Linked DNA regions of Mus musculus: region 1 is linked to region 2. Evidence: chromatin contacts called from ENCODE POLR2A ChIA-PET data. All regions are on one chromosome and are shown on one strand. The core of a region is the stretch at or near the end of the contact, and the rest is flanking DNA. Distances in the headings are between cores, read along the strand shown.

Evidence for each region. ChIA-PET counts read pairs that join two places held with the same protein, here RNA polymerase II (POLR2A).
Region 1: POLR2A ChIA-PET joins it to region 2 with 13 read pairs in Patski. The contact joins the promoter of D17H6S53E here to the promoter of Lsm2 in region 2. POLR2A ChIA-PET finds 5 or more read pairs at or near these places in 3 of 5 experiments (Patski and embryonic stem cell).

What each region holds. Positions count from the first base shown.
Region 1 is chr17:35,122,245-35,127,719 of GRCm38, reverse strand. D17H6S53E (DNA segment, Chr 17, human D6S53E) reads right to left here and starts at 1,318. Exons shown (of 3, transcript NM_033477.2): 1 at 1,270-1,318; 2 at 935-1,077; 3 at 1-798. The coding sequence starts at 605. Gm20522 (predicted gene 20522) reads left to right here and starts at 1,377. Exons shown (of 3, transcript NR_168268.1): 1 at 1,377-1,562; 2 at 2,405-2,487; 3 at 4,482-4,985. It overlaps Gpank1 (G patch domain and ankyrin repeats 1), which reads right to left and starts at 4,768. Exons shown (of 2, transcript NM_032460.2): 1 at 4,061-4,768; 2 at 2,905-3,500. The coding sequence starts at 4,734. The coding sequence ends at 3,056.
Region 2 is chr17:34,978,742-34,983,984 of GRCm38, reverse strand. It overlaps Lsm2 (LSM2 homolog, U6 small nuclear RNA and mRNA degradation associated), which reads right to left and starts at 2,131. Exons shown (of 5, transcript NM_001110101.2): 1 at 1,900-2,131; 2 at 1,298-1,365. The coding sequence starts at 1,902. It overlaps Hspa1l (heat shock protein 1-like), which reads right to left. Exons shown (of 2, transcript NM_013558.2): 2 at 4,757-5,243. The coding sequence ends at 5,073.

The sequences.
Region 1 (5,475 bases), core at 69-2,568, 140 kb before region 2:
CGGAGTGGCCTGGAGCACAGAGCCAGCAGGGCTGTGGCAAGCAGCTCCAGCAGGTGCAGGGTCAAGTTGGTAGAGATCTGCAGGTACTCCTCTGGGTCCTGCAGGTAATGTGAAGGAGCCCCTGGTTCCCCCCGTAACCAACGCAGCAGCTTCTGACGGCGACCAGGTTTCTCCAACAGGGCTTCTGGCCCAATGGTGCCTAGTCTCCCTTGAGCGGACACTCCAAGGTTCTTCACGCCACCTGAATCCACAGGATCCCAGTCTAGTTTGGGAATGGCCCCTCCAGACTCCAGTCTTGCAGGCTCTTGAATGGTAGAGGCAGTCTTGTCCCGCTTGAGGGAATCCATTCTTTTGCTCCCCAGTTGATCCACTTTGAGGTCCCTGCTAGACTCTGGAGCAGCCCCGGGGGGTCTCCGTGTTCCTGAATCCTTGGTCTTAAGGGGCCCCACATCTCCCATGGTCTCTGGAGCACTGTCCCAGTCACTCCCCGAATTCTCCGGGGAGCTGTCCACCCATCTGGGTTCTGGGGCAGGCAAATCAGCCTTTGTTGATTTCTTTCGACCCCAAGGTCGAGGTAGCCAGCCACCAAGCCGTCGAAGGAACATGACTGAGCTGTGCAATGCGCTTCCCAAATCTGTGACCACTTCCTGACTCTGCGTAAGATTCTCAGGATCTCCTCCGAAGCCAGAATCAGTTCCGGTTCAGAAGAGGTGTCTGCTTGGTGATATTGTCCTACTCTGAATTCAGAAAGGACTCACACAGCCCCAAGTGTGGTAAATGGCCTGCTTCCGTGTCAGTCTAAGGGAAAAGAAATCCATTTGCCACCCCACACACTAACAAGACTTCTAGAGCCCGATAAGGCCAGGGTCACCCCCACAATGTTCTGTGCTTTCAGATTTCCTTCCCAGCAGTCAGCACCCCAAGTTTCACTCACCAAGACCACATCCCAAGGTGCCCCAGAAAGGGGAGAGGTGGTGTTCCATTGAAGGAAAGAAGGTGGTGGCCCAGGGTCCTTCGGTCCTGAAACTGAGGAACCTTCAAATCGCTGCCCAAGGGAGCTCAAGGAACAGGAAGTCTCTGTTGAGAGGAAGACGGGATGGAAGTGTCTAGCGAACTCCAGTCAGTTAAGTGCATCCCTTAACTTAGGAAGCTATCATTCCAAAAAGTGGCCCTACTGTCCCGCGAGGGCGCAGCTGAGACGCGGCCTCCGCAAGGTCAGAACAGAGATGTCCTTGGAGATCGCAGACGCAAGACACAGTACAGGCCTACCTGGGGACCCAGGCGTCTGGGTGCTCGCGCAGCGAGTAGCTGTGGGGCCCAGCGTCCGGGGAGCGGCCTCCGGGAGCCGTGCGAGCCCGGAAGCAGCTGTACCGGGTCGGGAGGGACCAGCGGGGGCGGAGCTCCGCAACCCGTGAGGCGGACTCGACAGAGCGACCTCCTCCGAAGCCCCCGCGATTCACTAGCGCAGGCGTAGAGAGAGGACCACCTAAGACCAGACCCTGAGCACGAACCCGGGTTCGGCTGCTCACCTCCCAGACCTTCCCGCCGCTGACACTGGTTAGGTATTCTAGCCCTTAGTTTGGGATTTTTTTGTTTTGTTTTTCAATGTAACTTTAGCTATCTTGAATTAGCTCGGTAGACCAGACTGGCCTTGAACTCAAAAGAGATCTGCCCGCCTCTTGTCTCCTTGATTAAAGGCACGCTGCACCACTGCCCAGCTTTGTTTTTAAGGACAGGTCCCCTATATATGTAGCTTAGATCCATATATATATATATATATATATATATAGCTCAGGATATATATAGCTCAGGAAAGGCTTGGACATATGTTGCCCAGACTGCCTTTGAGTCGATCCTCTTGCCACTGCTTCCCTGTGTGACGATTCCAGCCTCTCTGTGGTTCTTTCTCACAACCCCCGCCATTCCTCCATTTCTCACCTGAGATATCTTGTAATGCTGGTCCAGAAAGGTAAATAACAGGAGCCACGTGATTTAAGCAGCCGCCCTTTGGCCTTCCAGACTGGGATTTGAAAGCTTTCATGTTCCTAGCACTCTGTATAAGCATCTCAAGGGATTGGGGGTGCCAAGTACGTAAGAGAAGTGTAGAAAAGCATATTGCCTGGTTTTCAGGGAGTGAAATGATCTCTTAGGACTGCCTTAAGCCTTGGAATCCTAACTCAGTAAGCAGGTATGAAGCCCTAGGTTAAGCCCCATGTAGCACTCCAGAACCAGTTTTAGCTGAGTTTGATGCCAGCCTGGTCTACACATAGTGAGAGACTGTGTCTCAAAAAACAAAAAGAAAAAAAGTTCATCTTGAACTTTTTATCTGGGAGGTCAGAGCTCTGGTCACAGCTAGAATGTCACACAGGTTGGATGACATTAGTTGTATTGGCCAATCCTGCAGGACTCTACTTCCTCTCTGGGGACTTTTAACTTCCCTACCACAAGGTATTACACTTCATCACAGCTGGCTTCCTCAAGTTCAAGGTTTGTATCAGGCAGAGCAGAGCAAAGTATCTTTGGCTTTTCTCCCAATGTCAGCAGCATCTTTTGGATGCATCTTGTCTTGGAGAGGGGCCCCACCCAGGGTCTTCCCAGTGTTAGGCAGGTGCTCTAACCAAGCTATGCCCGCCCCTCTCCAACACATAGCACACTTGGTTTGTGATACTTGTCACTGACTTGACTGGCCTAGACACATACTCAGAGGGGTGTTTTACAAAGTGGGGCAATTCCTAATGTGTGTGTGGGGGCGGGGATTCAAGGAGCAGGTAGAATGCAGCCAGCAGGACTGGGGACTCTCTTTTGTCACCCGGAGAGCTTGTCCTTTTGGCTCAGGTGAGACTTCTATGTGACTCTCAGATTTGTTCCAATTCCCTACTATATCATTCAAGAAAGTAAACAAACCACAAGGAAGGAAGTTTATTTATCTCCCAACTCTCCGCCCTTCTCTCTAAAATCAGAGCCCAACAGCTAAGGCCTAAGGGTTCGGAAGTCCAAGTGTCCAAGTCAGAGGCCCAAGTCCAGCGAGTGACAGACCAGGGCCAGTCCATATCAGTCAGAACTCGAGGTTCATGTACAGTCTTAGATCTCGCTCCCAGGCTCTGCCCTTTTCTTCTTGCCTTCTGTTCTCCCTCTGACTCAGTGTGGCAACTCGAGGGACTCTCTCTCTCCCAGACACAGCCCGGGTATCCCGCGCTGCAAAGTGTGTGACTCGGGGTTGGGGTGGGGATCTATAACCCAATCCTTCCTGGTCCCTCTTGAGGATAGTGGGGATAGGGTTGGCACGGCCTTCACCCCGGGGTCCTAGCCCCATTCCTGGTTCCCAGCCACCTCTCAGCAGTAGCCTGAAGCCAGGACTGGAAGTGGGCACCCCAAGGGGAAGGTTGGAGGGCTGGGGTCTCCTGGACAGTGACAGCAGGTGAGCAGTAGATGTGTGGTGGTTGGAGTCTTCAAAGTGGGCACCACAGTCCTCACAGAACTGGGACGAGGAGGGGGTAGATCTGCAGAGAAAGAAATATGTTATAGGGGAGGAAAAAAAAAGATGAACAGAGCCTCAAGTTGTTCAGGCACCAGGCAGAGCAGAGCAAAGTACTTTTTGCCTTTCTCCCAATGTCAGCAGCATCTTTTGGTTGTATCTTGTCTTGGAAAGGGGCCCCAGGGTCTTCCCAGTAGGGAATATTTGGAATACTGTCAGGTAGGCCTCAAGCTCTCAGGAATAATGAGTAGTGCTGGCATTTATAAAGTGCAAACTGTGTGACAAGCACCATCCCATCCTACCCCATCTCTTTCCACATTAACCTACTGTATCTTAACACCCCTTTGAGGAAAAAGTCTTAGCCCCAATTCTCAGACAAGGACTGAGATTTGCAGACTTTAGGCTGGCACTGCAAATAAATGGAACCAAGATTCAAATGCACAAAGACCACGCCCATTGTTACTCTATGACTGAATATGCCAGAGGATGAATAGCCCCCTTTAGCTGCTGTGGGCCCTTAGTATGAGGTGCCCAGGAAAGGAAGAACACAATAAAGATGGGTGTAAGTGAAGGCTCCCTCCTCACCGGTTCTGGTTCTCAGGGCTCCTTGTCTCTCCATGACTCTCTCTGACCATACGGGCTACCTCAGGGAAGCCTGCTTCTTCAGCCAGCTGGGCAGCATCTCTGCCTCCCAGGTCACAGACTCCAACCCAGGCAGCTCCTCGGCCCAGGAGATAGCGCACAGCGGCGCCCTGGCCTGCTCGGGCAGCACACATCAAGGGAGTCCACCAGAAGGCATCACGAGCATTGATATTCCCTCCAGCTCCCCCTGCCTCTTGGGGTTCTAGCAGCCTCCGGAGTTCTGTCAGATCCCCATTCTGGGCTGCCAGCAGGATCCACTGGGCCATCCTGTCTTCATCCTCAAGTGCTCTTCCTTGTCTGGGGACTCCTGCTGCTGCAGGCTCCCTAGTCACTCTTCTTCTCTTCTTCTTCCTCTCCCTCATAGGTTCAGCTCTCTGGGGCTTAGAGGAACTACTGTCATCTGCGATTAGAGCCTCATAGAAAGCCCGGGCAGCAGCCCCGTCCAGGACAGGCTCTGCTTTCTCCTGCTGTGGTTGCTGCTGCCCATCCTTCCAGAGGTCACTGGAGTCAGCCGCTGGGGTAAATTCGATGAAGGATGGCCTAGACATGCCTGTGAGAGAAACAAGAAAATGAAGACTGGGCAAGGCAAGGATGTGACAAGCAAGCGATCCAACCATTCAGGTAGCTATTGTGAAGATGACCAGCACCACCTCTGGGGGCCCGCTGAGATGGGAAAGCAGCCTAGAACTAAAATGGGCCTCCCATCCCAAAACTGACTTCATAGTTAGGATTCTGTGGAGCCCGGGCCTCATGGGTAAAAGGGACCCCAGGAATAACAACAGATCCTGTCACGATGGGATGGGTAAAACAGACCCCAGGAACAACAGATCCTGTCATGATGTTAATAAAATTTCATGAGGGCATAGTAGATATGAATCTGTGTAGAATGCTTGTTTCAAATTTGAGAATTCTAGATTCTATCAATAACACAGAAAAGAAAAAGGGTAACAGGAAAAAAATATTCTACAAGACAGTTGTTAATGGGTTCTGTATTCAACTCCCATCTTCCTACAAACAAAAATGCCAGGCTCTCTCTGAAAACATTCCGCTAACACATACAGGAAATATAAGGTCGACACCCCCCCCCCTTTTTTTTTCGAGACAGGGTTTCTCTGTATAGCCCTGGCTGTCCTGGAACTCACTCTGTAGACCAGACTGGCCTCGATCTCAGAAATCTGCCAGCTTCTGCCTCCCAAGTGCTGGGATTAAAGGCGTGCGCCACCACTGGCCCGCACAGGTCGACCTTTTAAATCTTGCTCGATCTTATCTAGGGGTCCCCTTTTCCCAGATTAAAAACAGGCATGACATTACTCCGGGAGGTTTCTGGGGAAGCTGCATTGTCACTTCTGTACCGCAAA
Region 2 (5,243 bases), core at 882-3,381:
TCTCGTATGAGTTTTTTGTTTGTTTGTTTGGTTTTTTTTTGTTTTTGTTTTTTTTCGAGACAGGGTTTCTCTGTGTAGCCCGAGTGCTGGGATTAATGGCCTGCGCCACCACACCCGGCTTCTTCTTCTTTTTTAAAAAATTGGATATTTTCTTTATTTACATTTCAAATGTTATCCCCCCCAACTTATCTTTAATAATGAAGATACAAGTCAAGTCTTCTCAGTTCTCCAGCCCTCTAGCCCCTAAGCAAGGTTATCAAGGCCAGTGCTCCCATACCACCTTACATGCCCCACCTTATATTATATTTACCCTCTGTGTAACCAACTTTAACCACCTCAGATCCTGAGTTTTACTTCCTCACTCTCTACATCCTATGAATCCCCACAGCTCTGTAGACCATTCGTGTGATTTGACTTTTAGACTATGAAAGGTCTTAGTCTGCACCTCAGTCTGGGCCAGCTTCTAACTTGGCCACACTGGTCAGAACCATCCTGCTGGTCAACCACTGATGTGTGTTCAAAGGTTTCAAGAGTCTACAAATAAAGTTATTTTGCTGGGCGGTGGTGGCACACGCCTTTAATCCCAGCACTCGGGAGACAGAGGCAGGCGGATTTCTGAGTTCGAGGCCAGCCTGGTCTACAGAGTGAGTTCCAAGACAGCCAGGGCTATACAGAAAAACCCTGTCTGGAAAAAAAAAAAAAAGTTATTTTAAAGAGAAACATGAGGGCTGCATATGAAGTTCACTTGTTGAGCATGCCCAGTACATGAAAGAAAACAAAAGCAAACAAAACCCGGCTTCAATGAAACTATAATTTTCGAAGCACTATTAGGAACCAAGTAGACCTTAACGGATGTGACAAGAACCCATAAACATATTTCCAGTGGTACAGCATTTAAGCATTTACCCCAACTCCTGAATCGTTAAGAGCAAATGATACAGCCAGGCAAATCCTAGCACTCAGGAGACAGAGGCATGTGGATCTGTGTGTTCCAGGACAGCCAGGACTACACATACATGTTACTTAACTGTATCTCACTGTGTAACTCCGGATGGCCCTGGACATATGTAGACCAAGCTGTCCTTGAACTCACACCTCTGCGTTCAGTGTTGGGATTACAAGCATGTGTCACAATACCAGGCTCACTCTTAAACTAATCTTTTACACTTAAGACGAAAGGTATTTCTTCTGTGTTTTGCCTACCTACTCTGAAGTAACTTTGTCAACAACAACGACAAAAAGGATCAGGACACCCGGCACCCCCACCTTCCACCAACTCGCTAAAATAAGGACCTACCTCAGGTCATTCTTGAGTTCCACGACTACATCCTTGCCCACAAGAGACTTGAAAAAGGAGTAGAAGAGCTATTGGAAAAGAGGGAGGAACTATCACATGAAAAGGGACGGGGAGGAGGAGCCCGTGACAGTATTTTGAAATACTAGTCTTTGTAGCCCCTCCTAGTAGTTCTCAAAACTTCATAACCAACAACAATCCGTTAAACGGGACTCTGCAGTTCACGGAGCCACGGAGTGACAGGACCTGCGTTGCACCCCTCGACGCTAGAACCCACTCTCTGAGTCGACCACCTCCCAGCTGAGACCGCTTCCCAACCGCACCCTCACAAAGTCCTCGTCAACAGCACAGAAGTGCAAGGCTCGCTTCCCGTTCTCCCCCGGCGCCCGTGGGCTTTCTCTTGGACTTGCTAAAGGTTTCCCCCAAAACACCATCGGCTCCGAGCAGCCTCCTCACACTGGGGTGTGGGCAGTAAGGCTGTACGGAAAACCCTGGGGCCTGGCTGCCGCCCCAAGCGACCGACACGAGTGCCCGCACCCACGCCCGCACGGTTCGAACCGCCCGCCGCGAGCGGCGGCGCTCCCTTTTGACGTCACGGTACCCACCATGGTGCTGGCGCCACGCGGGGCGGCCTGGACCGCGAAGGAAGGCGCCGGGGACTGCGAGCCGGAGGCAGGGCGGGAGCCGGAGCGCGAGCCCGCGCGTGAAGCAAGACTGGATCACGCAGGCGCACGGGGAGCCGCGAAAACCTCGGCTGAATTCAGGCTCAAAGGGAGCGGGGTAGGGCAGAGCCGAGAGGACCGCCAAACCGGTAGAGGGGCGGAACTTCCTGTCCCCCCCACTTCCTCCCGAGCAGCCGCTTTCTCACAAGCGCATGCGTGGGCCGTGGCAGCTGCGCGTTGGACGTAGTTCGTCTCTTTTTCTGATGGTTGTTGAGACTTTTCTCTCTGCCGCGTGATTAGCTCGTAGTCTACGTTTTCTATGGGGAATTATTGGGAAGATTGAGAAAATTATGACTTGCGTATTCTTTAGTAAAATTTAAAATGTTGCTAAGAGCTGGACAGCGTTCGTGCCCAACTGGAATCCTGGAGTTGAGACGGGAGGATTCTGGTTTAGAGGTCAACTAAAGCTATTATAGCAAGACCCTGTGTCAGAGAATAAAATATACACCAATACACACTGGTTATGGTGTGTGTGAGTGTGAGAGAGAAACCGGAACACAAATCCTGATTCTTATCAAAGGTTCCCAGTAAGTAAGTTTCTCTCAATTTCAGTCTTTTGGGGTGCAAAGTTGACCCAGAGCGGACACATTCTAAGCAAAGCAAATGAACAACATCCCAGCTCTAATGTTATATATATATATATAATTTGGCATAGGACTCGTCTGTAAAGGACTAAACTGACTGGAACTCAGTGACAGAAATATTTTACTTTATCTTAGCTTTTTTTGTGTGTGTTTGACAGTTTTTGCCTGTATGTTATGTCTGTACTACATGAGTTCCTGGTAGAAGAGAGGGCTTCAAATGCCCTGGGCCTGGAGTTACAATGGTGAGCCTCCTTGTGGGTGCTGGCAATCAAATCTGGGTGTTCTGGAAGAGCAACAGATGCTTGTAACTGCTGATCCATCCCTGCATTACTGAAATATTTTCAACTAGATCACCGACAGATACTACTTTGGATGTTCTGGGAACAGCATTACCAGGCTTGTAACATGCTGGTTGTGAAGGAGTTCACAAGAGCTGACTGATTTAAAAAAAAAACAAAAAACTAGAAAAGCCTCAGTAGGCAAGTTCCAGAGAAGAAAGAGATGGTCTGAGATGAAAGGGCTTTGTTGTTATTTCGATTGACTTGTTTTATGTAAGTATGCTGTGGCTTTCTTCAGACATCCAGAAGAGGGCATCAGATCCCACTACAGATGATTGTGAGCCACTCTGTGCTTGCTGGAAATTGAACTTAGGACCTCTGGAAGAGCAGTCAGTGCTCTTAACTGCTGAGCCATCTCTCCAGCCCTATTGTTTTTTTTTTTTTAAATAATTACATTAAGTGGGAAGTTGCTAGGTTGTATCTTCTGTGGATATCATGTCTGGATAAATAGGGAAACACTTTCTATTCTGTCTTCTCTTCTTGAGGCTGGCTGTAGGTGCAAGGCAGTCACGGGACACAGGTGAAAATTCTGAGAGTCTAAACCTGCTGATTGCAGGGTGGAATTCTCTAGTGTAATAATCTAAATAGATTGTAGCCAGGGTTTCCTGGGGGTGGGAGTGAGGGCTGGAGCATGCATGACTGTGTAGGCCAGAGATAGATACTGCCTGTTCTTTCCACCTTATTTAATATTTTAAAATTGTATATGTGTGAGCGTTTTTCCTTGCATGTCCATCTGTGTACACATGGGCAGTGCTCCCAGACACTAGAAGAGAGTGTTGGATCCTCTAGAGTTACAGTTGTTAGCCACCACATAGGTGCTGGGAATCAAACCCTGGTCCTGTGGAAGAGCAACACGTGTTCTTAACCACTTAGTCATTTCTCTCATTTTCTGAGATAGGATCTACCATAGATCCTGGAGCTGACAGGTTCATTCAGCTAGACTGACTTGCCAGCAAGACCCTAAGATGCTTCTTCTGTCTGCCCTACCTACCCACTCCCCCAGTGCTGGCATTACCGGTGCACATCACTGTGTTCAGAGCTGGATCCAGCATGGTACCAAGCAGGATTTGTTCCCAAGTTCAGCAGAATCCTTAAGATTTGAATCGAAAACAAGCTGTCACTGGATAGAAGCAGTCAGTACATTTAGCAACTGCGTCCTTTGGGCCCAGGGTGCCTGAGAATTAGGAAATGTTTGTCTTGGCAGGTGGAGGTATCGTGATCAGAGTTCAAGGCAGACCTAGGCTATATTAGACCCTGTCTCAAAACCACAAAACAAAACAAAAAGCAAAATGGTTTTGTTGGAAATGAACTTACACAAATTCAAGTACTTTGCCCTTATCAAGTTAAACATTCACAAGGGACCCACGAATGGAAAAATGCATATCTTCCTTTCTTAATTTTCAAGGACCATTGACAGCTTACAGATACCAGGAAATAAAATGGTGTATAGAATGTTTTAGGCTAGCCTGGGCTCCAAGAAACTCTGCCGTGTGGGGCAGTGGTGGCACACGCCTTTAATCCCAGCACTTGGGAGCCAGAGGCAGGGGGATCTCTGAGTTCCAGGACAGCCAGGGCTACACAGAGAACTCCTGTCTCGAACCCCCCCCCCCAAAAAAAAAAGAAAAAGAAACTCTGCATCCATCTGAAAAATCAAAAGCTGGTCATGATGGTGCATACCTGTGATCTCGGGACTCAGGTGCAGAACAGGGGAATTGCTGCAAGTTAGGGACCAAGTTGGCCTACATAGTAAGTGTCAAGTCAGCTAGACATATACAGTAAGGCCCTGACTAAAAAAAATAAAAGATGACAGAAGTTGTTTCCTTTGGGAACAAATTTACTGAGAGACAAATAACCATCCACACAGGAAGGAGAAAGGTGGGGTGTGGATAATAAATAACAGACATCCAAATTCTTCAAATGGCTCAAAGAGGGGCCTGGTTTTCCTAAAGGTCCAGTTCAGGATCATAGATGAGAGGGTGGGGGTGTGAAAAGGTCGAGTTCGAGGCTTCTCCATCGGGATCCCAAAGGATGGTGACGTAGGCTTGAGTCCAGTCAGTTCAAGAATCATATTGATGTTTGAAGATGAATAAAATTCGCCTAGAGGCACCCTAGCACCCTGCAATTCTGGAAAAGGCTAATCTACTTCCTCGATGGTAGGGCCTGTGGCAGCCCTGCCGGGAGTATACCCTGGCGTACAGGTGGGCCCGGTGCATCCGCTCTGGTACAGTTTTGTGATGATCGGATTACACATATTTTCCAGTTCTTTTCTTTTATGATCAAACTCATCTTTCTCAGCCAGCTGGTT